6 separate regions of the Mus musculus genome follow, and all the other regions are linked to region 2. Evidence: chromatin loops called from intact Hi-C (ENCODE). Cell type or tissue: gastrocnemius. All regions are shown on one strand. Region 1 has its middle 13 kb from the start of Gm33391. Region 2 holds the start of Neto2 (neuropilin (NRP) and tolloid (TLL)-like 2). Region 3 overlaps Abcc12 (ATP-binding cassette, sub-family C (CFTR/MRP), member 12). Region 4 holds the start of Itfg1 (integrin alpha FG-GAP repeat containing 1). Region 5 overlaps Phkb (phosphorylase kinase beta). Region 6 has its middle 19 kb from the start of Abcc12.

The links. Peaks named below come from ENCODE experiments on the same cell type or tissue, not always from the same donor. Only the 100,000 strongest peaks of a DNase experiment are listed, where the experiment ranks them.
Region 1: it touches region 2 in a loop (12-fold over the local background); 7 of 42 quality-filtered maps call a loop at or near these places.
Region 3: it touches region 2 in a loop (5-fold over the local background); 18 of 42 quality-filtered maps call a loop at or near these places.
Region 4: it touches region 2 in a loop (6-fold over the local background); 9 of 42 quality-filtered maps call a loop at or near these places.
Region 5: a loop joins it to region 2, with 2.2 times the contacts of the local background. A loop is called at or near these places in 3 of 42 quality-filtered maps.
Region 6: it touches region 2 in a loop (14-fold over the local background); 37 of 42 quality-filtered maps call a loop at or near these places.

Annotation. Positions count from the first base shown.
Region 1 is chr8:86,906,289-86,910,288 of GRCm38, forward strand. No RefSeq gene overlaps it. Among named protein-coding and RNA genes, the nearest start is that of Gm33391, 13 kb to the right of the region's middle. In gastrocnemius, a CTCF peak has its summit at 2,446 (motif pointing left); a DNase peak (open chromatin) is centred at 2,451.
Region 2 is chr8:85,697,662-85,701,661 of GRCm38, forward strand. Neto2 (neuropilin (NRP) and tolloid (TLL)-like 2) reads right to left here and starts at 3,263. Exons shown (of 9, transcript NM_001357288.1): 1 at 2,980-3,263. The coding sequence starts at 3,013. Mir8109 (microRNA 8109) reads left to right here and starts at 3,244; the gene lies at 3,244-3,360. In gastrocnemius, CTCF peaks have their summits at 1,558 and 2,981 (motif pointing right); DNase peaks (open chromatin) are centred at 1,584, 2,620, 2,990 and 3,283; H3K4me3 peaks cover 1,923 bases; H3K27ac peaks cover 544 bases.
Region 3 is chr8:86,534,762-86,538,761 of GRCm38, forward strand. Abcc12 (ATP-binding cassette, sub-family C (CFTR/MRP), member 12) reads right to left here. Exons shown (of 29, transcript NM_172912.4): 13 at 3,562-3,765; 14 at 113-247; 15 at 1-2. Among named protein-coding and RNA genes, the nearest start is that of Abcc12, 30 kb to the right of the region's middle. In gastrocnemius, CTCF peaks have their summits at 189 and 1,862 (motif pointing left); DNase peaks (open chromatin) are centred at 523 and 1,799; H3K4me3 peaks cover 310 bases; H3K27ac peaks cover 1,439 bases.
Region 4 is chr8:85,839,190-85,843,189 of GRCm38, forward strand. Itfg1 (integrin alpha FG-GAP repeat containing 1) reads right to left here and starts at 1,760. Exons shown (of 18, transcript NM_028007.3): 1 at 1,345-1,760. The coding sequence starts at 1,549. Phkb (phosphorylase kinase beta) reads left to right here and starts at 1,799. Exons shown (of 32, transcript NM_199446.2): 1 at 1,799-1,914; 2 at 3,815-3,923. The coding sequence starts at 3,872. In gastrocnemius, a CTCF peak has its summit at 1,913; a DNase peak (open chromatin) is centred at 1,762; H3K4me3 peaks cover 3,578 bases; H3K27ac peaks cover 3,718 bases.
Region 5 is chr8:86,040,619-86,044,618 of GRCm38, forward strand. It overlaps Phkb (phosphorylase kinase beta), which reads left to right. Exons shown (of 32, transcript NM_199446.2): 28 at 3,092-3,226. Among named protein-coding and RNA genes, the nearest start is that of Gm33632, 120 kb to the right of the region's middle. In gastrocnemius, no CTCF peak of the experiment used is centred here; a DNase peak (open chromatin) is centred at 1,609.
Region 6 is chr8:86,583,463-86,587,462 of GRCm38, forward strand. No RefSeq gene overlaps it. Among named protein-coding and RNA genes, the nearest start is that of Abcc12, 19 kb to the left of the region's middle. In gastrocnemius, CTCF peaks have their summits at 1,839 (motif pointing left), 2,402 and 3,363 (motif pointing right); DNase peaks (open chromatin) are centred at 1,828, 2,365, 2,707 and 3,366; H3K4me3 peaks cover 814 bases; H3K27ac peaks cover 1,078 bases.

The sequences.
Region 1 (4,000 bases), 1.2 Mb after region 2:
TCACTGCTGCTGCTGCTCTTGGTGGTCATTCATGGTCCTGGCATTTCCAAAATACTGCATGACCCCTTCAGTCCTGGGCCATCAATTGCAGCTGAGGCTGCACCTTCATCAACGGCCTTCCATGGCCCGTCACAGTGCCGAGATTCAGCTGCTCTGCATAACCTCTTCAAAACCAGTACCACCTGGCTGACTCTTACACATTAACAAGTCCTGCTGCTGCACGAGGTACAACTTTGGCTATCTCCGGAACACACCCTCTTTGTGCACTCAGAAAACACTTCCCAGAAGATGACACCTCAATGATGCTGGTCTCTTCTTAATCACAGCTAATTTCTTAGCTCCAGCTAACCAGCATCAACAGTCCCAGTAATGCAAAGTTTTCTCTTTAGTAGTTCTGGTATCTTGTTAATCACAGCTGATTCTTCAGCCCCAGCTAACCAGAACCACAGAATCTTCACAATCAAAATAGCAATGGCCCTGATAAAAGTCTTTAATCTTCCCTCTGAAATTTCACAAGCCAGGCCTCCATCTTCTGCACTGTTCTCAACATTATCTTCCAAGCTCCTACACAACATCTGACAGAGCTCTTAACACCAAATGGATCTTCTGGCCCAAAGTTCCAAAGTCCTTCCACAGTCCTCCCCAAAACAAGGTCAAGTTGTCACAGGAATACCCCACTCCTGGTACCAATTTGTCTTAGTCAGGGTTTCTATTCCTACACAAACATCATGATCAAGAAGCAAGTTGGAGAGGAAAGGGCTTATTCGGCTTACACTTCTCCTTTCTCTGGGATAACTCCAGCTGTGTCAAGTTGACACAAAACTAGCCAGTACAGGGTCTCACTCTGTAGTCCAGGTTGGCTTTGAACTTACAACCATCTTGCCTCAGTTTTCTGCACGTTGAGATTACAGATGTGTCCCATGCCTTTCTTCTTAGTTTTGAGATGAAGAGAACGATTAAACAACTCATTTGAGTCACACAGCAACTGAATGGCAGATTGCTGATATAGGCAAGTTGACTCTAGAACCTTCCCCTTGCCAGTCTCCCATGCTAGAACCTTCCCCTTGCCAGTCTCCTATGCCACCTCAGTGGCCTTTCTTCTTTTGCTTAGAAAGGTAGGGGAGAAAGCTCTATGGGGTTTACTTCAATGTACAACAGTAACCTGCAGGCCAATGGAACTGTATTGTGTTTGGGGTCTGATTTTGTAAATAAGTACTCATTACAACCCTGGGACAGTTACTAAATGTGCTTGTTTCTTACCCAAAACAGGGGCAATTTCCTGGGTTATTGTGAAGGCAAATTGATGTGTTCTTACAGTAAACCCAGGAACATGCGTTTGCTAGGCAATGGGTGGGTCTCTCACTCTTTATAAATCAATATCCACCTCTCTATCTGTGTATGTGCCGCATGCATGTTTGGTGCTCGTGGGGGACAGACGTGAACACTGGAACCCCTGGAACTGTAGTTAAGGAAGGTTGGAAGCAGCCACGCGGATGCTGGGAAAGCAAATCTGGTTCCGCTGCAGGAGCAGCAAATGCCCGTAACCACCAGGCGCCTCTTCAGCCCCTGTAGTAGGTTTTTTTTTTTTTTAAGATTTATTTATTTATTTTATGTATATGAGTACACTGTAGCTGTACAGATGGTTGTGAGCCTTCATGTGGGTGTTGGGAATTCAATTTTTAGGACCTCTGCTTTCTCGGGTCCATCCCGCTCACTCAGCCCCTGCTTGCTCCTGCCCAAAGATTTATTTATTATTATTATAATACATAAATACACTGTAGCTGAATTCAGACGCACCAGAAGAGGGTGTCAGATCTCATTATGGGTGGTTGTGAGCCACCATGTGGTTGCTGGGATTTGAACTCAGGACCTTCGGAAGAGCAGTCAATGCTCTTACCCACTGAGCCATCTCCCCAGTCCTGTAGTAGTTATTTTTGAGATAGGAACTCTCTGCATAGCTTAGGCTGGCCTCTAACTCATGATGCTCTTGCCTTATCATGATGCTTATTGCCAAGTGCTGGGGGTTACTGGTGTGCGCCGCCACAGCTGGTTCCCGTTTTGGCATTTAAAATATTTATTTATTTATTTATTATTATTTTATCTGCATATGGTGTGTGTGTGTGTGTGTGTGTGTGTGTGTGTGTGTGTGTGTGTGTAGGGCAGGGGATAGCTCTGTGGAGTTGGTTCTTTCCTGTGTGGATTCTAGAGACTGAATTCAGTTTGTCCGCTTATGAGACAAGTATTTTTATGACCTGAGCCATCTAAGTCGTCTGAGCGTCAGTATATTTGAGGTGGTGAGGAGGGTCTTGTTCCGGGCTTGTAGTACCTAGCTGTCTTGTTTCTTTCTTCTATTTAAATCTGAGTCTTTCTTGTCCTTGCCCAACTTGGTATTTTGAAAAAAGAAGCTTTAGTGAACTGGAAAGGTAACAGAGGCAACAGTGCCACCGTGTGGCCAGAGGTCAGCATTACTATGGTGAAAGGCTGGATCCTGGATCGTATTAACTGGTTCTCTTATTTATGTAGGAGCTTGCTGAACATTCCTCATGGATGGGCTAGTTTACTAAAGTCTCTAAGTAGAGTACAGCATAGTTGCTGCCATGGCTCCATTTTAAGGCTCTTAAGAGACTTGCGGTTGAGAGATTAAGCAATTTCTTCATGGTCATACAAAGAACAGAGACCAGACACAGAATGGGAACCTTCGGTAGCTTGCTCTTAGGTTCACAATTGCAATCATTTTCTATGTTACATCTGTTTCAAGTGGGGCAGAACCCCCAGTTTTAGACTCTTCTTAGACTCACATAATTTTATTTCTTCGTAGGCAATGTGCCCCAGGTGGGAGACAGAGAGCTGAGTCTAGGCACCAGCCCCTCTTTTTACCCTCAGTAACTCATGCTACTTTTCTGAGTTTACAGATGACAGGATGGTGATATTGGCCTCTTCGCCTTATAGTATCTTATAGGCTCCTTGCAGGACTCAATGAAGAGCTTGGAAAGCCCAAAGTCTGGTTTAAATGGCATAGTCCATTTTTTGGGCTACAACTGAATCCACAACCTGAGTAACTGATGCAGACAATGCATGACCCACAGATACCGTATCCACCTGTAGCCCATACATCTGTGGCCCACTCCAGATCTGAATACTGCCCTGACTCTTCCAAACTTAGCTTTTTAAGGCTGGAGATGTAGTTTAGTTGCTAGAATGAAGGACTAAGGACCCCAAAGCCTCAGGTGGCCGGAGAAACTCAGGCCGGGAAAGCTGACTTGATACCTGGGCTGTTAGGGAGTTTTGTTGAGTAGCAGCCTCTGCTGGGATCTACTGCTTTGAGCCTGCAGGGGAACTGACTTGGTGGCAACTTCCATCCCAACCCCATTCCACCCTATTCAACTCCCAAATGCCCTCCACCCCCAGGTACACAGCTGTCACTTCCACAGAGAGGCTGTGGCCCTCAGTTGTGCTGATTAAAGAATCCAGCTTCTGGAGATGCCTGCTGGCTTCTTGTTATTTCATGTTGCCCCTTTGATTTTGATCTAACACCCCTCACATGTACAAGGCTCTGTGTCTGATGCCTAACACCACATAAAGCTGGACATGGCGGCATGTGCCCGTGAGTCTAGCATTGGGGTGGCGGAGAGAGGAGGATCAGAGGTTCGTGGTCAGTCTTGGCAATACAGCAAATTTGAGACCATCCTGGGCCACTTAAGATCTTGTCAGAACAGTGTAAGAGAAGCTTCCACTTCGGCTGGCATCAGGATCCTCATTTTTTTTCTTCTCTAGCAGGACACTCCTGGAGAAATCCCAATTTAGAAAGGTCTGTTGTTTCAATAGTCTGAGACTTAAAGGAAGGGCACAGATAGCTCCTTAGGGTACCTCCATTTTTTTTCAGCATGATTGCATTGAGGGGGATCAGAAGAAGTGCTCTGTAGGCTTAAATTTTTCAAAGCCTACTTTTAATAAGGGTTCTCAGATGCTTCAATCTCCCTTCAAGCCCACTGCCCAAAGG
Region 2 (4,000 bases):
ATATGATCAAACAACATTTGAAAGAATAATTGCTATCATCTAGTGTTGTAATTTCTAATATACTACTCAACCTAGTTTAAGCAGAACAAAATTAAATTTTCAGTTAGTGATTGGTACTCTGTCATAGGAAATATTCTGAACATGTTGAAAAGTGGGTGGCTTCCTACCACAATGATAGCAGCCCTCCTCTTAATTGTTCTTGCCTCTGAAGGATGTCTGTTATTAAGGTTGAGCCACCACCTAAGAGCCTCTTTTCTAATTCAACCTTAAAGTACTCCAGAAACACACTTAAAACATCAATAATTATTTTAAAAAAGAATAAATAAAAGGATGATATATTATGTTGATCATGTACAGCCTCTAAAATTTGAAATATTGCTTGAAAAACAGGCATGAAATTTATAGTCTATTATTTTCTTATCTTATTCCCAAAGGACTGAAAGTGGCTTTGATTTAAACTGGCTTTGTAATGTACACATTCTTTTCCTTTATGGAACACTGGTTTAAAAATTTAGATTGGCTTTTAGTTCAAGATTCATTGTAATAAAACCATTCATTGTTCAATATGAATTTTCAGTTGATAATTACACAATTTTTCCATCTCCTCCTTCTCCTCCCCTCTGTGTTTGTGTGTGTGTGGTGGTGAAGTATTACGAGGGCTGAGTTAAAAAGAAGCTTTACTGTTAAAGAGACAGCTTCCCCCTATATCTTTCCTGGATAGGTTTAAGACTAAAGAACAGAAGTTAATACTCAGTTGAGACAAGATTTTTAAATACAGATGGCTAAGGCATAGTTAAGCTCCATTATGTCATAAACTTAACCTCAGATTATATAGCTTTGAATATCAATGGGTCTAATAGGATTTTTCTGGAGCAAATGTACAATATTTGAGAAAGAAGCAATTGGTTCATAATTCCATAATTTAAAAAGTACTTTCCACTCAAAACCTCATAGTCATTTCTGGTATTTAACTGGAAAGTGTCCATTATATTTCAAAACAAGGATTTAAGTAAGTAGCATCTATAATTATACAAGTGTTAAATGGCTACTTAAGAGAAGAACCTCTTGATGTGGAAAAATTCACTTATAATACACTTGAGGGATGCTTTTTCATGCCTTGGAACACAAATGAATAGTAGCACTGAAAAGGAGTAGTTGTCTTAAGGTACATTTTAATAATATTTTGTGTAGGAAAATATGCATTTGATTTGAAAAGCAAATGATTTAATATGTGCAGTAAAATCCAGGCTATCCCTTTTTCTTTCAGCCTCCAGATCGCCTTCTCAGGTTCAAAATGTTTTTCTTTTAGTCTTTCTTGACCAAATTCTAATGCTTACAAAGCACAGTATAGAATTAAAAATAGATTGCTCTCTTCTTAGCAAGCCCACATCACAATTTTTCTCGAGCTGTAAAAATACTTCAGCATGTAAAAATAGTTCAGGTTGAATAATATTTGAAAAAATAAAATAAAAGCCAGATACTACACTGTTTTCACTGGAGCTCAGTCATCAGCACGGAGTTTCTGGATAGGCGCAATAATCCACACTGGCCAGAGAGGGCAGTGTGTACCCACTGAAAAGGCACAGGCAGCGGAGCTGCAATTCCTTGAGTACCTCTGGAGATTGCCCTATCCAATTCAGTTTCCTTGAGTTCTGCAGGTAAAGCTGTGTAACAGATCCAACTGAGTGTTGCGGGAGGCTACTCTCATATAGTCGTGTCATTATGATGCTGGCAACCCTACTATGGTGGGTTCACAATTAGAATGAAGAGAATTCCTCTAAAGCAGCAGAAATCCATTTGTGCATGTGGTTCATTTATTATTAAAGAGTGAAACAAAATGTTAATTTCCAAGGAAATAACTACATAATCAGGAGTTAAAGCAGCTACAGAATTTTTTATTTGTTTTTATATAATAAAATTATTAAGAATTTATGGATTAACTGAAATAAATATTCACTGGCTAGAAGGTTAGTGGTTATCTTGGCACAGTCTGAACATAAAAGTATTGATATGCATATAGTTAGGTAGGTAAATATTTAAATTAAATGGCTGTAACGTCAATTAGTAATTTATGAATATTTGTCCAATTATGAAGTTTGTCTAAAACGTTGTTAGTTCAAGAACAACAAAAAGTTCCACTGAACTTTCTAACAAAACAAATTTGAAAATAAGGTGTTAACACGTACCAGGAAAACACCAAAATGTGTAATTGTGCAAATATCAGGATTCAGTGCTAAAAATGTAAGCGCCAGTATTTTAACACTGTCATACTTTCTCTCTTAATATAAGAGGATTTAAAAAAAAAAACCCATTCAGATATTATTCATTTGCAATTAAATCATTTGGGGAAAAGGAAGTCATTTGCTGAAAGGCGGTGCTTTTTCTTGAGATTTATGAAAGGATCAATCCAGGACGAGTTCTGGAATAAACTTTGCCTCTCAATGTAAACCATCTAGAAATATTTATCTGAAACAGCACCTCCGCGGAGAGGCAGCCTCTCAGTGGCTTTAGGAGCTCGATGCTGTCAGCTCGCCGGCCGCTGCCGACCCGTGCATCCTCCGCACAGGACTCATGAGGCAGCGGGACTCGGCGATCCCGGGAAGGCAGCGCGGGGCGCGGGGCGCGGGGGGCATGCAGGGCCGCCGCGCAGCCCCGAGCCCGCAGTGGTGCCGCAGCCTCCCGGCCGCAGCAGGTGGGACCCGCGGGAGGCGCGGACATTGGGGGCTTCTCCGAAACCGCTGCGGCGCGTCGGAGTTGGGGCTTTCGTGGTTTGTGTGCTACCACTTTCTGCGGTGGCAACCTGGGGCCACCGGCCTTCGCTTCGCACACTTTGCAAGGCGCGGAGTCGCCGGCGTCCCCCGGAGCGAGCTCGCAGCGGCGGCGGGCGGCCTGGCCCAGACAAAGGGCGCGAAGGCGGCGGCGGAGCGGAGCGGAGCGCGGCCTGGCCCGCAAGGGGGCGCTGCCCGCACCCGCGCTTACCTTTGAGGACCGCGCAGAGCTGCTCCAGGGCCATGTTCCTCAGCGTCGGCGCTCCGAGAGCGCCCGAGGCGGCGGCGCGGTGGTCACGGCCCGGCGGGGTAGCTTCGCTCCGTCCCCATCGCCGGCCGCCGCCGCTTCCTAGCAGCGGGCGCAGCGCCTCGGCCCGCCGTGCCGGGTCCCCGACGGCCGCCGCCTCTCGGCGGGCTGAGGAAAGCCAGCGGCGGACGCTCCCGCGGCGGGCTCCCTTGAAGTGGCGCGCGCCGGGAGCCCCGGCTCATTTAAGCAGCGAGCGCAGCGCCGCGTGCCGGCCGCGGGGCCACTGCGCACGCGCAGCCCCGCCCTCCCGCGTGCCCCGCCCGCCACTCGCTTCCCGGGCCTCGCGCGCGGCCCACCCCTCCCTGCCGGTGTCTTCTCGAAGCCTTGAGCTCCCCAGGTCCGATTTTTCCATCCCCTCTCGGAGGACCTCAAGCTCAGGTGCTTGAAAACGTCTGCTCAGCCTTGCTGATCTCGGTGGAAGGGAGACCCCCGCGGGGGCCCTGGAGGTGCCCGGGTGAGTTCCCCCGGCCAGCAGTAAGGGTTGTTGCACCTACTGAACCTTCTCCAACAGTTGCCAGGCACAGCGCTGCTTGAGGAATCCTCACTCCCAGTCCTCGCCACAGTGGGCTGAAAGCTCCACGCCAGCCAGAAAAGTGAAACTTTGTTCTAGCTGCAGAGACAGGCGCGACTGAATGCAGACTGGGTCTCCCCAAGGCCACCCCTAACCACAGCCGTACAGACGGACCGCTGAGCGCCACCGGAAAGGAATTATATGTGCCTTGGATAGTTTGTGCATGATCTCGTCTTCCTCCAGCTCTTGTGCATTGAAATTGTCTTGCTGGCAGAGCTGCTTCATCCTACTGAAATAGAAATGACTTGAATGCAGGCGGGCTACAGTCATTTATTGGTTTGAGTTATGTGCATATAACAATGACTGGTATTGGGGGGCCTACCAATATTAAGTCCCTACCGTAATTGATCTGAT
Region 3 (4,000 bases), 840 kb after region 2:
TCCTGGAGATAAAATGAAATGACTTCTGAAAGTGAGCCAACAGACCTGTCCCAGGCAGAAAGCCATGAGGCGGGACTCTTAATCCCACTCACCAGGCAGGTGTGCAGTTTACCTTGAATTGCAGTCCCCGGAGGTTGTGGATAAGCTTTGCATAGCGCCCCCTCTCTTCCATCAACTCCTTGTGGGTGCCCTTTTCACAGATCTCTCCATCTTCTAACAGAATGACCTCATCACAAGACTCCAGGAACTGCAGAGACAGTGCATCCATCCACAACAGCACTGCCTCGGTAAGAAAGAGCTCACACCAAACTCCCAGCCTGCTTTCCCAGGTGCACTGAATTACTGGGGTTTTCAATCCTGGCACTATTACCAAATAATCCCTTGTCTTCAGGGGCTGCCCTGTGCATTGTAGACTATTTCGCAGCCTCTCTGGTGTCTACCTACCAGTAGGATGTCTTTCCCTAGTTGTGATGAGCAAAATTGTCTGCAAGCACTGCCAAATGCCCCAGGGGTTGGAGCGGGGGCGGCAATTGAGAACCACTGAGCTAGTCCCCAGTCTTTTCAGTACAGAAGCTGGACTCTGGCTGCAACAATGAGGCAATCAAAACTTCCTTCGATTCTTCTCTGTGAATGAGCTACCCCACTCAGAAATCTGATTGACTATTGTGGAGGCCAAGGTTTGGAAAAGACAGAAAACATGATCCCAGTCCTGTCAGAAGCCCCACCCCACTGAGCCCGGGGAATAGAAACCGGGTCATAGGCCACACCCCCACCAGCTTTAACAGAACAATAACGATGTGAACAATAAATATCACAGGCCCTGTTTTTCTGATTCCGAGACCCTTCACATCCACACCAATCCTTGGATTAAAGAATTCTGCTGAGAGGGATGCCGTTTTATTTTGGAAGAAGAAAGGGCACTCCTCGATTGATCCACCCAACAAAGGGCAGATAGTCCCCTCCTAAAGGCAGGCAAAATGCTGTAAGAGTGGGAACAGTTTGATCTAAAGAAGAAAGCCATCACAGCAGGGCCAGAGTCCCGGATTTGCACTTCTACTCTGCTCAAGGCCAAAATCCCACTTGGCTAAACTTGATTCGAATCCTGCAAGCAAAGGCCTACCACTGATAGTTGTACACCTGATGGGGTGGGTGGTGCCCAAATGCTTCAACCAGAGCAGTTCCAGCAGCATGGATAGCTCTAGCCTCTGTCTCCCCTATCCATGACTGGAGCCCTTCCTCAGGCAGCCCAAGCAGGAACCTGGCTCCTACTGCCCAGTGGAGGGAGACACACCTTCTGCTTCTGACAGAACCTTTCCCTCAAAGACAGACTTGGACCTCAGGCATCATCCTCTGGTGTTCCACAGCCTGATCTTACATCTTATCTCCCAACCTCGGGCAGCTCTCAGCTCAAGAAAGCTGTAAGCTCGGTTAAGCCATTGATTCTTTTCACACGAGGAAAGGAAGCACACAGGGCCCACTACAATCTACAGGCTTTTCTGCCTATGTGTGGGACCACCACCCAGACTTGGGAGGGCCCCGAAAAGGTCCCTCTGGCCAGCAAGCCCTTGGCTCACTCTGGTGACACCAAGTAGCTTTGTGTAGCCGTGCTCTGCAAACACTTCGGAAGCTGAGCCCTTAGTAGATTCCAGCAGCTCGTCAGACTGCTGGCCTCGCTTTGTTTCCTCAAGTAAACAGATGAGTGGCTGTCATGGCCAGCTACTCCAAAGCATCTGAGGTCAGAGCAGCTAGGAAATGTTCTGGAAAGCCCCGGGGCTGCAGTTTGAGGCTGAGCCCTCCCCTCCCCCACAAAGAATGGGATGAAGAGTGTATCAAGATTATGGTGCCATCTGGTGGCCTTCTTCCTCTCCCAACAAGCAAAAAGTGAGCTAAAATGACCTTGGAAAGGTGTGACTGCTGGAGACTCTGGGAAAACACCAGCTTGCCTAAGATCATACTTCGGGCTAGTGAGTTTCAAAGATGGGCTGGGCATGTGGCTATGGTTTATCCTCCAAGAGGGGATAATAGAGGGACAGCTCTGTCTCACACCTGTCAGGACCAAGGCAGCATCCTCCAGGACCCAGGACTCCTCCGGAAGACAGTTCTCCCAGGGCAAGCAGATGCCACAGACTGAATAGTCACAGGCCAGGGCTATGGTAACCACGCTAAGGAATCTAGCTAGGCCACAGACCATTTCTAGGCAAAACATGGGATTCCAGACTGAATCCAGCCAGCCTTCTCCTTTCCTCAGCCCTGGCCTACAGAGGACCTAGGAGTTCTTGTCTAACTAATCTGGCTCATTATTTTATAGAGCTGTGGCTCACCTGCTAAAGAAACCAGATACTCACATGTATAAAATTTGAATGCTTAAAGCTTATTCTGGGGAGCTGTGGGGGGCTGGGTTTCCTGGGTCTTTGAGAGGCCCTCTCTCTTCAGGGTGGTCCTCCTGGCCTCAGCCAGAGGGTACCAACCTACAGGCTGCAAAGTCCTATAGCTATGGCAACCTTACTTGCTGCTTCAGCCTTCACACCTTCACCACCTCAATTTCTGATTCACTGAAAGGCAATGAGATCTGCTTCCTGCCCCCCAGACCAGGCCTACTGAACAAGAAGAAGGGGCTCTCTGCACCAGTGCCCCAACGGGTCACCTCCCAATGTCTCTGGGATGTTTTCTACTTTGAGGTATGCGTGCTCGTGCACACGCACACAAATACATACTCACGTGCAGTATATCTCCCAGACTTGGGAGATTAGAGAGAGAGAAAGAGAGAGAGAGAGAGAGAGAGAGAGAGAGAGAGAGAGAGAATGAGAGGGTAACCTTGAATTATCTTGGGTAGAGAAGGGGCCCTAGATTCCCACCAAGCATTCAGAACCTGTATGTGGGATGGATTCAACAAGGTCTGTGACCATGCAGCCAAATCCTCCAGTTCACTTAACATAAGCCCAGTCTCTTTCTCCAGCAAGATTCACCCTCCTAAGCCAGAGGGAGACTACTGTTTGAATGGGAACAGGATCTAAGAAGGCAGAAGAACCCTGAAGCGTTGCCCATTGGTCCTGGCCTCAGGAGCCTTTCCTGGGCTAGGGGAAGACTGGGGAGTCTGGGCCACTCATCACAAGAGCCATGACTTTCTGGGTGAGGAAAGAAAACAGAGCTTCCATGACCCTCAGACAAGGAACCCCCAACCTCAGGCCCATCAAGTCCCTACTGGAGAATGGGTAGAGCCTGACTTGTCCATGCCTGGCTCCCCATTTCCTTGGCACCAATGGCCCAGATCTCAGAGCCAATTGATCCTACACAATCTACCCAATGGGGGAGGAAAAGTCGTCTCCCCACTGATCCCAAAGACTAAGCCAAAGGAAGTCATACCCAGAGAGGAGCAGGTAGCAATACCAGGAAGCTAGGGATGGCTGCAGGACTCATCAGTGTCTCCTACCATCTCAATCCCCTGTTCAGGTAAAGCCACCTACTGGTGGAAATGGCATATTTAGGCAGAACAGGAGTCTCTTTGACCATCAAGTGCTGCACTCATCCCAAGGCCTCATGGACCACGCACATCCCAGTCACCTGCAACTGGTGGGTAACCAGCACAACTGTCTTCCCTTTGAGTGTCTTCTTAATGCATTCTTCAAAGACATGCTTCCCCACGTGGGCATCCACAGCCGAGAGCGGGTCATCCAGCAGGTAGAGCTGACGATTAGCATACACAGCACGGGCCAGGCTGATCCTCTGCCTCTGTCCCCCAGAGAGGTTGACACCCCGCTCTCCAATCTGTGGACAGGGATAATGGCACTGCCCATCATTATTAAGTCTGCCTGCCACCCCATGGTCTTTGTATATCAGGAGCATTCTAAAACTCTTCAGGACTCGGGGAGACAACACAGCTTGTTATCTCTCTCTGCACATAAGCTCCCCCATGCCTTACGCTAGGCAATGCTGACTGGAAGAATTCCACCCACCCCACCCCCTCACTTCATGGAAGCACAGTGCCAACTGAGAACAGCTC
Region 4 (4,000 bases), 140 kb after region 2:
TTCAAGGCAATGTGACGCCATGGGATTCAATTAAGGGCCAGGTGGCATAATTCAAAAGAAGCATCCATATAAAGAGCACACCTTAAACTATACTGTTGTATACTGAGTATGAGACCCAAGTTTGATCTGCAGCAATACAGAAAACACCCCCCCCCCCCCACACACACCCTTATTTATACTGTGCTACTGTTAAGTCTTGTGTTTTCCACATCCAATCAGGTCTCCCTCATAGGCTGTTATCATCATACCAAGGATCCAGGAATTCCTACTAAAACATCTACTCACAAGTTACAAGGATATAAGTCAACACATAAGCAGAAAAAGCAGAGCCCTCCACACTTCCCCCTTTGCTTCCACATGGATGGGTCAATTAATGTTCATTGGGACAGACTTTCAGAAACGCTTAATCAAGCACAGGATATCTTCAATGTCTCTGTATCTAGTTTGGATAGATTAGCTACAGACTTTGAGTATTCTTGCAATGTGGGTAATCATTCAAATAGAGGAAAAACCATCCAGGTCTTATAAGAGGTTCTGGGGTCCTGGAAAGAGCACTCAAAAGACCTTGTCAGGATCCTGCCAGTCAGCTTTGTAGGGGCTTTAAACTTTATTCATGGCCTTGGTCCTTAACCACCAACCGATGCACTTGGTCAGCATCAGACATTTTTTCTTTTAAGGCTTAATGTGGTTAATGAACTTTCAATGGCAAGTTGGATGAAGACTATAGCAGTACTCAAGATGAGGAGGGGCCAGATGTACACTAAGCTAAGGCACCTTATGCTGGAGAAGTCTGAAGTTTGAGAATGTATGACCAAGGAGGCACTGCGTTTATCAGCAGTTAACAACAACAGAGGCTGGTGTGAGTGGTGGAGAATTTGGTGCCTGAGGAAGGCACAGTGCCTTTAAAGATCTTAACACAAGGAAGGGCAGAATTAGTAGGAGGTGAAGGCAGAACATCTCTCACAAGAAACTGTCAGCTTGCATGTTTTCTCATCAAAGGGGGTGGAAGATTGGAAAAAAGACGGGAAAGCAAATGCTTAGACCAGAAACCAAGGTTCTTAGAAATCTGGAAGACCTTTGGCAGGCAGGTGATCATTCGCCATATGAAGGCTAGAGGTTTCTAGATGAAGGGAGGTTGGTGTGTTCTTAAGGGTTGGGCTGATGGTCAAGCCGCGGGGTTACTGAGTTAGGACCGAGGGTTGATAAAAACAGGGGAAAGCTGTCCCTGTGCTGAAGATAAAGGGAGAGCCAGAAGACTGGGAAATGCAAGAGGTAGGGTAACAGGAATCAGGGGGCGTGGGTACACCGGGAGGGGCAGACAGAGGAGGGCCGGCAAGCACTGACTTTCCCGCAGCACGAAGAGGTCCGTCTGTTTGTCGGAGTTGAGGTCACCGAAGGCCGCCAGGGTGCCCCAGGCCTCAGCCCCAAAGAGCTCGGCCGTGACGTTGTGCAGAGCCCGCGCCGGGGCAGGCCCAACGCTCAGCAGCGCGAGCCCCAAGAACAGCGGGGCCAGCACCGCCCTGGCGCTAGGAAGCCGGCCTGCCGCCATGGCGCCTTCGGCCCGGCCGGCCTCCGCCGCGCTTGACGGCAGCCGCAAAGCACCGTGCGACTGACCGGCCGACCGAGAAAAGACTCGGGGTGCGGCCTCACGGGCAGCCCCTCGCTGCACTCTCACGCTGCCCTGGGGCTGTTTCTCCGACGACCAAGACGCCGAGGAGCTAGGGCGGCGTCTGCCCGGGAACTCACTTCCGGCTGTCGTGCCTCCCGACAGTGTCGCGCGAGGGGGCGGGGCCGGGCCGGCCTCGCTGACTGGCAGCTGGGGTGGTGGGCACTGTGCGATGGCGGGGGCTGAGGGACTCATGGCTGAAGTAAGCTGGAAGCTCTTGGAACGAAGAGCCCGGGCCAAGCGCTCAGGTTTGACTGCCTGTGACCACAACCTTCCCCCTCCTGGGTACAGGGGGTGGTGCTCCTCCGCAAGTCCCCTGGAGGGAGGCAGGTGGGATCTGTCCTGGGGATCAACTTGCTTCCTTAAGTTGGCTCCAGAAAGCAATAGGTTTCTCTTGCTGCCCTGCTCTTGTCCATCTTGGTCCCCATTCCCCAATCCCTGCACTTCCCCCATTTAGATAACGTCTGTCTTTCTCCCCCAAGTTATTTCCTCTCCAAAGTTAGTGATAAGCTGACTTCTCCAGAAACTTTGCCGAGTAAGTCAGCTAGTGACAAGTTCTTTGGAACCTGAACGCTCTTGCTCTGCAAAAAGTAGACCTCCATTTTTAGTGAGGTCCTAAAGAGCTGGCGACTACTTTTGTCTCATATGCCCCCTTCACATTCCTCAGTAATTTTTAGCTGCAGCCAGTTCTGTGTGTCAGAAATTGAGGAAGACGGTTTGTGCCACAAGTTAAGTTAGTGTACAGTTATGACTCAGAATGAAATTGGCCCCTTCCCTAGCCAAATGGTCCCACCACCTGTAGCTTCTAGTTGTGGTTCCCAACCACGGAGATTAAAAAGCCAGCAGTCCGAGTGTCCTGAACTGACTTGTTCAAATTGCAAAGTCACACTGGCGTTTTAAAAGTTAGTACTCCTGATTAATAACTTTCCAGAGAGCCAGCAGTGAAACTGCCACTTTTGAAATTGGATACAATCTTGGGGGAAAAAATGTGTCCTTAAACACGAGAGGTGGGGGACAAGAAATGTTCAACCAAGAACCTTTCCCTTGTCAAAGATTGACGAAAGATTGTAGAAAAGTACTGTATTTGTTAAAGTATTGCCAATTTCATTCCATTTGAAATCTTAAAATTTTTGTGTGTTTATTTACTTAGGACTTAGGGTTGTAATGGAACAAACACATGAAAAGTAAGAGAAATTTTTAGAAAGCAGTTGACTCAAGTTCAGAGTCAGTAGAATTATTTGAAACAGTTGTAGGGATATTTGTTGCTTATATTTTCTTTTATTGTGTCATATAGAAATTTTGAGTTGGTTATTAACACTGTTGCTGTGGGAATAGAAAAAGTGCTATTAGGTTGTTCTGGGCAAAGAGAATAACTAGTCTTTTGCCAGGGTCTTTAACCGTCCTCTCAACCCCCAACATGTATTTTTGCAACACAGTTTTGCAACATAGTAATCCTATAGGGTCTATTTTCTCTTCAAGTCTTTATTTTACTCAAATATATGTCACAACAGCAAGTGTTGAAAACCGTATTTTTCTTAATAGGGTAAATTCTGCTTAACTATTGTTGAATGCAGTTTCTTAAACCTAGTCTCAGCCATAGTAGATACTATCCAAATTTACTGTATGTTTACATAAGAGTAAAGTGCAGATAGAAGTGGAAAAAAAAAAAGATAGTAGTTGAGGCAAATCTTAGTAGTTATGTTTGCAGTTTCTACTATTTTTGATTCCGAAAAATACAGACACTAAACCTTGAGCCATATTATTTACTTCCTGCTTATTATAAAGTGTTAACTTGATTCTGTTTACAACTTTTAACTGTGTAAACAGCCTTGTTTGAAACATGAATTGACCTGTTTCTGGGACAGGCTCCTCTTTGGAGTTATAAGCATTGTTACATAGTAGCATTAACAACTTAAAGAACAATAAAGGATACTATTAATTGAATGTGTCTTAGTAAGTGGATATTATGTTTCTGTCTTTTCATGTATGCAAACTTAATTTACCAAATAAAGGAAATCAAATTCTTGAGTCATAAAAGACAAACTAAAATTATATAATGATCTTTAATTGTCTTTTGCACATTGCATCATGCTAATAACTGCTCATACATTAATCTAATGCTGATTGCTTCTAACCTTCACTAAACAGTTTTAAAATTGGTGTAGTTTAGCGTGCAACGCTTATGATAAGAATCAACAGTTTGAAATGGCCAACTCACCTGATGCAGCCTTCTCTTCACCTGCTTTGTTAAGGTCTGGTAAGTGTATAGACCCCAAAAGGGTCAACCGACAATTTTATATTTGTTGTTTTCAAGGTTAATGTTACTATATGGTA
Region 5 (4,000 bases), 340 kb after region 2:
GGCTGTGCTGCCACCTGAGTCCATGTTGATGTCAATGGGTCAGTCTGCCACTGGGGACCATATGGGTGTCTGTGACCCATGTTGGCCCAGAGACCATGTTGATGTCCCTTGCCTGTGGTGCTGCTAAGGGCTATGTTGATGTCTATGTTCTCCACCAGAGAACACAGAGGTCCATGGTACTTAGTGATGCTGGAGACCATGAGGAAGTCCATGATCCACATTCCAATTGACTGTAAAGGGTAAGGAAGCTACTTTTGTTATCTGTGACTGCAGATTCACAAATGATATTTAAAAAAAAAAAAAAGGATTTTAGAAGGCTTCTATGGCAACTCCTATTTCCATTCCCCCATCCCACCCAATCCCCCCAAAAAATAACAGCCTAGACAAGAAACCATCAACAAGAATTCTAAAAGATCATGGTAAGAATGCTAAAGTGTAGCTCTCCACAGTTGATGGCATCTAGCTGGGATACAGGTGGGGACAGACTCAGTTTTCTTTAAGGGGCTAGCTACTGGGAATTTGACCATGCTCCAGTGAGTATGTGAACAATATAAATTAGACTTAGGGGCGGTTTCCTTCACGGATTACAGACATCAACACAGGCCTCAGGCATCCATATGACCTTAGTGGCAGTCCAGACCACAGATATCCACTTGTACCTTGGAGAACTAGGAAATGAGTGTGATTGCAGTGCATGATGTGAAATTCTCAAATAATCAATAAAAAAAAATCTATGTTGGAGAAAAAGGAAAATGAAAATTAAAAAGAGGGACATTCTGATTTTGTTGTCATTGTTGGCTTAGTGGATAGTTTGGGTTTTGATTTGGTTTGAGACATGGTCTTACCATGTAGCCCAGACTTTCCTCAGTCAGGATCCTCCTGCCTCCACCTTCTAAGCACCAGAAGTACTGTTGTGTGCTGCTGCTCAGCTAGCATAATGTTTGGATCACAGTGCCATTATCATAATAACAAGTGAACACCACCAAATATCCAATATCTAGCCCCCAAGTGGCTTCTTACTTCCACACATAGTAGTACATCTCTGCAGTCCCGTAGTCTAGAAGAGAGCCTTCCACTCCATGTTTCTTTTCACTCCATTGGCTTTCTAAGTGACCAGAGTACAGATTTTCCACTGCATGGCTCAATAATGGGTCGTTACTCTAAGCTACTACACATATAAAATGTAGCATTAAAATGAGAGGGAAATAAAGTAGAATTATAAGTAACTTTCAGTTAAACCTATCAAGATTTTTATTTAAAGGAAAGGTCCATTGAGTACTGTTTTTTATTAACCAAAATGTTTATAACAACGAATTTTATATGGAATTTTAACATCAAAGCATCCAAAAATAACTGTGTTCTTGTGACTGCTGTGCTTGTGTACCATTTGGGCAAAAATAGTCTCTAGCACAGGAGGTGAACATGTCAAGAAATTCTACTTTTTGCTGGAAACATGAGCTTATTTCAGTTTTCAGCTGATTTAAAGAAATATCAAAAGGCTTTGGGCGTCAAGGAAGAGGGGGAAGAAAGAAAGCAGAAGCTGGGGGGTGGGGAGGCAGCTGTGAAACACAGCTTATGGGTCTGACAGGGATCTCAGTGCAGCTACACTCAAGCCCAGTGGGATCTGCTGGCAGTGCCACAGGCAGCACTTACCATATTAGGTTCCAGGGAAAACGTGGAATGGACTTAAGTGGGGTGGGAATGTTGCTAGGGATGCCTGGGAACAGTTGGGGTGGATACAATCAACCCTTGTAACAGTTTTTAATATATGTTTAATATCCTGTCCTTGTGTTAGTGGGTTACTCTTACTGTAACAAAAAGTTTGATAGAATCAACTTACAAAGACAAAAGTTGTTTTAGCATTGGAGATTTTTGTCCATGGTCAGTTGACTCCATTGCTGTTAGGCCGAAGGTGAGCAGCACAGCATAGCAGCATCACCTGGCAGAGCAAACTCCTGGCACTCGAGAGAGTAAGCAGAAAGGGGAAGGTCCCATCGTGGACATCTCCCTGTGACCAGAAAGCCTACTCTAAGGCCCTCCTCTTAAAGTTTCAACCATCTCTTAGTCATACCAAGCTTGTCAGTGGGGCAGGGTTGAGGGGTGGGAGGCATTTAGATCCAAACAAGCAGTCCTGTTTCTCTCAAGCTGAGCATTTTAAAGCATGTACTGAAACCCCTGACATCCAGAAATAGCAACAGTAGGAGAGGGAAGGACTGAGATCTTCATCTGAGACCACAGAGATTAGAAGTCACTGAGGCTCTTCTTAATCTGTGGCCTTTGACCTGGCCCAGAACAAAGGGGCCTATGCCTTGTTGACTCCACCTCTGGTCAGCTCACCTGGGCTGCTCTGAGGGTTTTCTCCCATCTTTTGCACTGAGACATTAAAGTCTTCCCAAGAGCGAGCATGACTATTGTTTTGCAAACCATCTCTGGCCAAAAAAATAAAAAAAGGGGGGCTTGAGTTTTTTACCTGTATCTGCCTTATATTTTCACCTCTGTACATACAGCAGCCTGATGGGTTGTTCTTCCAGGGAGTATATCCAGGGAAAGGCAGTCCTCTGTCTAGCTGCAGCAACCCTTCTCTAACACACCACTGTAGTTAGCTTGCAGCTAACTGCCCTTGTATTTCAAGCATGGGCACCTATGGTTCTGACCAGCCCCAAGTCAGTAACTTAGGAGGTAAAAAGACATTTTTTAAGAATCATCATCATACTTGTCATTTCCAGGAAGGAAACGTCTCATCTCACATCATGTCACATCTCAGCCCCACTCTTAAGGCTCACCGTTCATGTGCCATTTGATCTTAGAGTATCTTATAGCAGCTATAGTATATATGTATATGCATACGTATACTATTATGCAGCAGTAGTGAATCTGACCTGGAAAAACAAAAACCTCTTATGTATTTAGCTTTTACTGTGTTTTATAACTAACGACCTGTTCAAGAGCAGCCTTGAGATTCTGATCAGGTTTCAGTCTGGATGGAGGACATTTAAATGACCTTGTCTTCATTTCACCCTGGATACGTCAGTCCTGTGGAGGGCGTTGCCGAGGCATGAGGTGGTTGAGGAGATCTTTGCTCTTGCTTCAGGTGGATCATCCACGCCATGGAGTATGAACTGCAGGTCCGGGGCGGGGATAAGCCAGCTGTGGACTTGTACCAGCTCTCGCCCAGTGAAGTGAAGCAGCTGCTGCTAGACATTCTCCAGCCTCAACAGAGTGGAAGGTAAGCAGACCCTTTCGTCACCTGTAGGACACTCAGCAAACACAGAAACATCTGCTTTTTTTTTTAACCTGATATGGATAAGACCTTACTACAATATTAATAAGAAAGTTCAGAAGTCAGACATGGTGGCTTACACCGACAATCCCAGCACTTTCGAGGCTGAGATAAAAAGGTGTCTGAGCTACATAGTGAACACCAGGCCAGAGGGAGTTTCAGCAGAACACGAGGCTGCCTTGCCACGGGTAGACAGCAATGACGTCACAAGTTGAAATGTCCAAATTTATGTGTCTGTGTTGATTTGAGTTCTTCCTCCAGGAATAGTTTATAGCACTTTCCCATTTTTATTATTCTATATAATATATAACATTTCATACACTTTTGACTAAATTTCCTTTATGGAACTTTATAGTGTGTGGCATTTCCTCCCAACACTTAGGCAGAAGAAATCAGGTTTGGTAACATTATGTAGATATGCTGCCTGATGCTGTCTCTGTAGAGTAAGCATCAGCTAAACCCTCCCATATACTTCACTTAGGAGAGATAACAACAAAACAAGGGTTTGTGGATTGCCTTGAATTTAAATTGTTTTTTTTTTAATGCCAGGATGAGCACTGAGTAGTGTAATTATTTAGGCAAGTACTTATTTAGTGTATTTGGATCTAGTATCCCTAACAAAGTTATATATGTAGGAGATTCTAACTGGAATCTTCTAGAGAAGATTAGTCTATAAAAGTGTATCCATGTGTACATATGTATGTATGTATGTATGTGTTT
Region 6 (4,000 bases), 890 kb after region 2:
TTTTTTTAAAAATTCTAAATGTATACTGCTAATCTAAAGATACTAAACCCAGGGCTGGTGAGATGGCTCAGCGGTTAAGAGCATCGACTGCTCTTGCTAAGGTCCTGAGTTCAAGTCCCAGCAACCACATGGTGGCTCACAACCATCTGTAATGAGATCTGACGCCCTCTTCTGGAGTGTCTGAAGACAGCTACAGTGTACTTACATATAATAAATAAATAAATAAATAAATAAATAAATATTAAAAAAATACTAAACCCAAAGATGGCTGAAGTAAAAGATTTGTCAACTGCTAGATACGCTATCCATAAAAAGGCCAGGTCCTGGACCAGTGTCTGCAAATTCCCAGTAGCAGGCTAAGCAGCCCCCTGGAAAATGTACTCCATGGAGCAGAGTTGGGGGCTGGCTTTATTTATTTATTTATTTATTTAGCCTTGGAGAAGGGAACCCTGACTGACACTCACCTCACCTCACCCAGCCCAACCCCCAGCTACAGACACAAGGGGTGGCTGACACAGAATAAGAAGCTTGGAGCAGGACATGGGTCCTTAGAGCTACATCCCCCATATTGGATGTTTGCCTGTCCCTCTGGTCCTTTCTTCTTCTGTCTTAGATCAAAGTGCAGACAAGTCTGTTCAAAGCCAGTGATGGGGTTCTGAGCCAGACACCCCTCCTGCCAGAGTGAGGATCCCTCTATCAGAATAAATGTTATTTATTTATATCAGATAAATGTTGTTATTAATCTGTTCCCATGCCGTGGGCCTCTTTGATTCTCCAGTGTATTTTCAAAACCTTTTTTTTAATGTCCAAGACACGATATGTAGAATTACAGATAACCAATTAAACTAAAAGAGTGCTATGTTAAAAACAAGGCAGGATATTATGAAACATAATCTACTGTGTTGACGCTCTAAGTAACATAATCTAGAAGGAGGTCTAATGACCACCAAGAGTCCAAAGCATCAATACACGTGAGGTTTGTGAAAACTGGGGCAACCAAATGAGATTTGAGAACGCCCATTGATGCCGCCATCCTCGTGAAGGTCGTGGATATGATGTATTTGATTACCTCCATTATGATAAAGGGAAAATGCTAAATTTCCATTAGTAAAAATAATGACATTTTTTTCTGTTCTAGCCCACAGGCACATGGACGACAGACAGGTCAGCTCTCAGACTGGTAATCTGTAAGGTTGCTTCTAACACAAATTATCTAGATGAGACAAGGGGATGTGTATAAAATGTGTTAGGACGTCAGTTTTGTTTTGTTTTGTTTTGTTTCTGGCAAGCCCCCGCTGACCTAGAACTCTGTAGACCAGGCTAGCCTCAAACTCAGAGATCTGCCTGCCTTTGCCTCCTAAGTGCTGTGAGTAAAGGCTCTTGCCACCAGCCCTATGTAAGAATTTGACAGTCTGAAGAGTTGGCACCAGAGTATCACATAGGTGGAAACTGCTTTTGTTCTGAGAACTGTCTGTTAGTCATAGTGGCCCATACATATACCCAGCCACATGAAAGGTTAGAACTGGAGCTACAAGTTCAAGGCCAGCTTGGACCACATAGTGAGTTTGAAACCAGCCACTGCAGAGTGGCTTTAATAAATTTGCTCTGAGTGATTTAGCTGCTGCTGACTTTGAAAATAATCCCAGAAATAGAGATTGATGGAAGAGATCGGGGCTGGGGAGGTAGGTGGAGTCCTGTGGATCGGTGGCAGTAGCCTCTTTCCCATCCTCTGACTCAGGGATCTGCGTTTTTCTGTCCGGATTCCGTGTAGATCACTGCAGTTTTGAGTCTACGGAGCCTTCCTGCATTACTAGGAAGAACCTGCCATCTGCTGGCCAGCTTGAGTAAAACATGAGGACCCTCCTGAAGGATGATGGCTGTTTGGGGAGGGCGTTCTGGTACAAAGGCCATTGCCACAAAATAGGTCTGGGAGGGACAGATATTTTCTATTAACAACTCTGGACTTGGAAGAAGCCGGATAGGATGGCACTTAGAAGGGCCCTTCGATTGCTCTTTGGGACTCCGAAAGTAACGAAAGGGGATAAAAGATTGAAGAAAAAAAAAAAAGTAACAGGGAAAATAGCTATTGAGAGAGAGAGAATGAGGATTTACAGTCAAAAAATACCCCACAAAAAGAAACAGGTGTCACTGGAGACGCCTCCGGGCGGAAGAAGATGAGAACATTTCCCCGCCTTCGGTGTAGACCGTGTTCTTCGGTTCTGAGATCGCATCGCCCTCAGGCAAAACTGTTCCTTCTGCACTGAACGTTCTTCCGACCCCATCCTTCTTATCTAAGTAAATGTTTGTTTGCTGCCGCTCTAGGGAATCTGCAGCAAGTCCGCTGGGCAAGCGAGCTCTATGGAAGCTCAGCTCAGCTCTTTGTCGACACCTCCTGGCACTGCTCTGGAACTGCCTGCTGACTTGTTTACTGCTTACTTCGTGTCTCCAGAGATCAAAACCCCCAGGCAGGGTATCATTTAAAGGCAGCTCTATCCTACTGTGAAAAACTATGCGAGACTATTAGCTTACTGGATTCATTTTTCTTGTGGAATTTTGAGGAACTTGGTGATCACAATTTGAAAACAAATAAAAATGCGTTGACACATTTTTTCCCCTAGAGATCTTCTGCCTAGAAGTTGAAAATCATTTCTTTTTCTATTTCAATATCTGCCAACACCCTTGAGGGGCCTGCCGGCATCCATAGCCTGCTCATAGCAAAAGCCTCGCGATTCTAGAGAGGGAACCCCTCCATTCAGTCCATGTGACTTGGAGCTGATCCTGTCCTCCCACACAGGAGTGACTGGGCCTGGCAAATCCAACTTCTAATAGCTTAACATGCTTGGTTCAGAGATGAGCATATGACTGAGCTAACCCAATGAGAAAATACCCTACTTTGAAACCTTGACTGAGAATTTCTGAACTTGGTAGGCCATGGTCCTGGAGCTTGTGGTCATTTGGTGCCGCCAGAAAGTGGAAAGTGGCCAGAAGTAAAGCCAGAGGTAAGACGGTGTCTACAAGATCAACATTCTTTCTGTACTGGCTCCAACCCAGAACTTTTACTGGACTTCCCCATTCCATTCCATGAGCCATAGCTACTGGGAAGACTTTTATAAAGAACATATTTTAGACAGTAGCTATCCCAGTGTCCAGTTAAATAGGAAGAATAAGGGAAGATGAAGGTTGGGGGTCAATTAACGTTTTGTCTCTAGGAATGTCCCTTACTCTCAGTGTACTGTGGGGAGCAGAACGCCACCCTCCCTTTCTCTTTCTCTCTCTCTCAGATGTATTTGTTTTTATTTTAGGTGTATGAATGTTTCACCTGCATGTATATCTGTTTATCACATGCATGCCCGGTGCCTGCAGAGGCCAGAAGAGGGCATCAGATCACTTAAAACTGGAGTAACATGAGCCGCCGTGTGAATGCTGGAAATTAAACCCGGGTTCTCTGAAAAAGCAGCCAGTGCTGTTAACAACTGAGCCACCACTCAAAATCAGACCAGTTTTAATGCTCCAGTCTTCCCATATCCACACCTTTGCTTCCTTTACAGTGAACTGCACTAGCAGCAGCAGCAGCAGCAGCAGCAGAGGCAGCAACAGCTACAGCAGCAGCAGAAGCAGCAGCAACAGCAGCAGCAACAGCAACAGCAACAGCAACAGCAACAGCAACAACAACAACAACAGGGCATCAGCAACAGCAGCAGCAGAAGCAGCAGCAACAGCAGGGCAGCAGCATCAGCAGCCACTGCCATCTGCAGTGGAAAAACTGCAGTCCCTGCATTGAGTTCCAAGGAAGCAGATGCTATGGTGAAGATGCTGGACTTCAGCTGCTTCACTGGTTGGCCTGCCTAGACTCCTCCTGCTTGCTCCTACTCTAAACACATCCCTGTTTACTTCCTAATTATGTCCCAGTGTCTGACTAGTGAGAAGAGAATGAGTCACATGGAGACACACTAAAGAATATGGAGCCCAGTGCATTGCTTGCTGGAGTACTGACCACTTT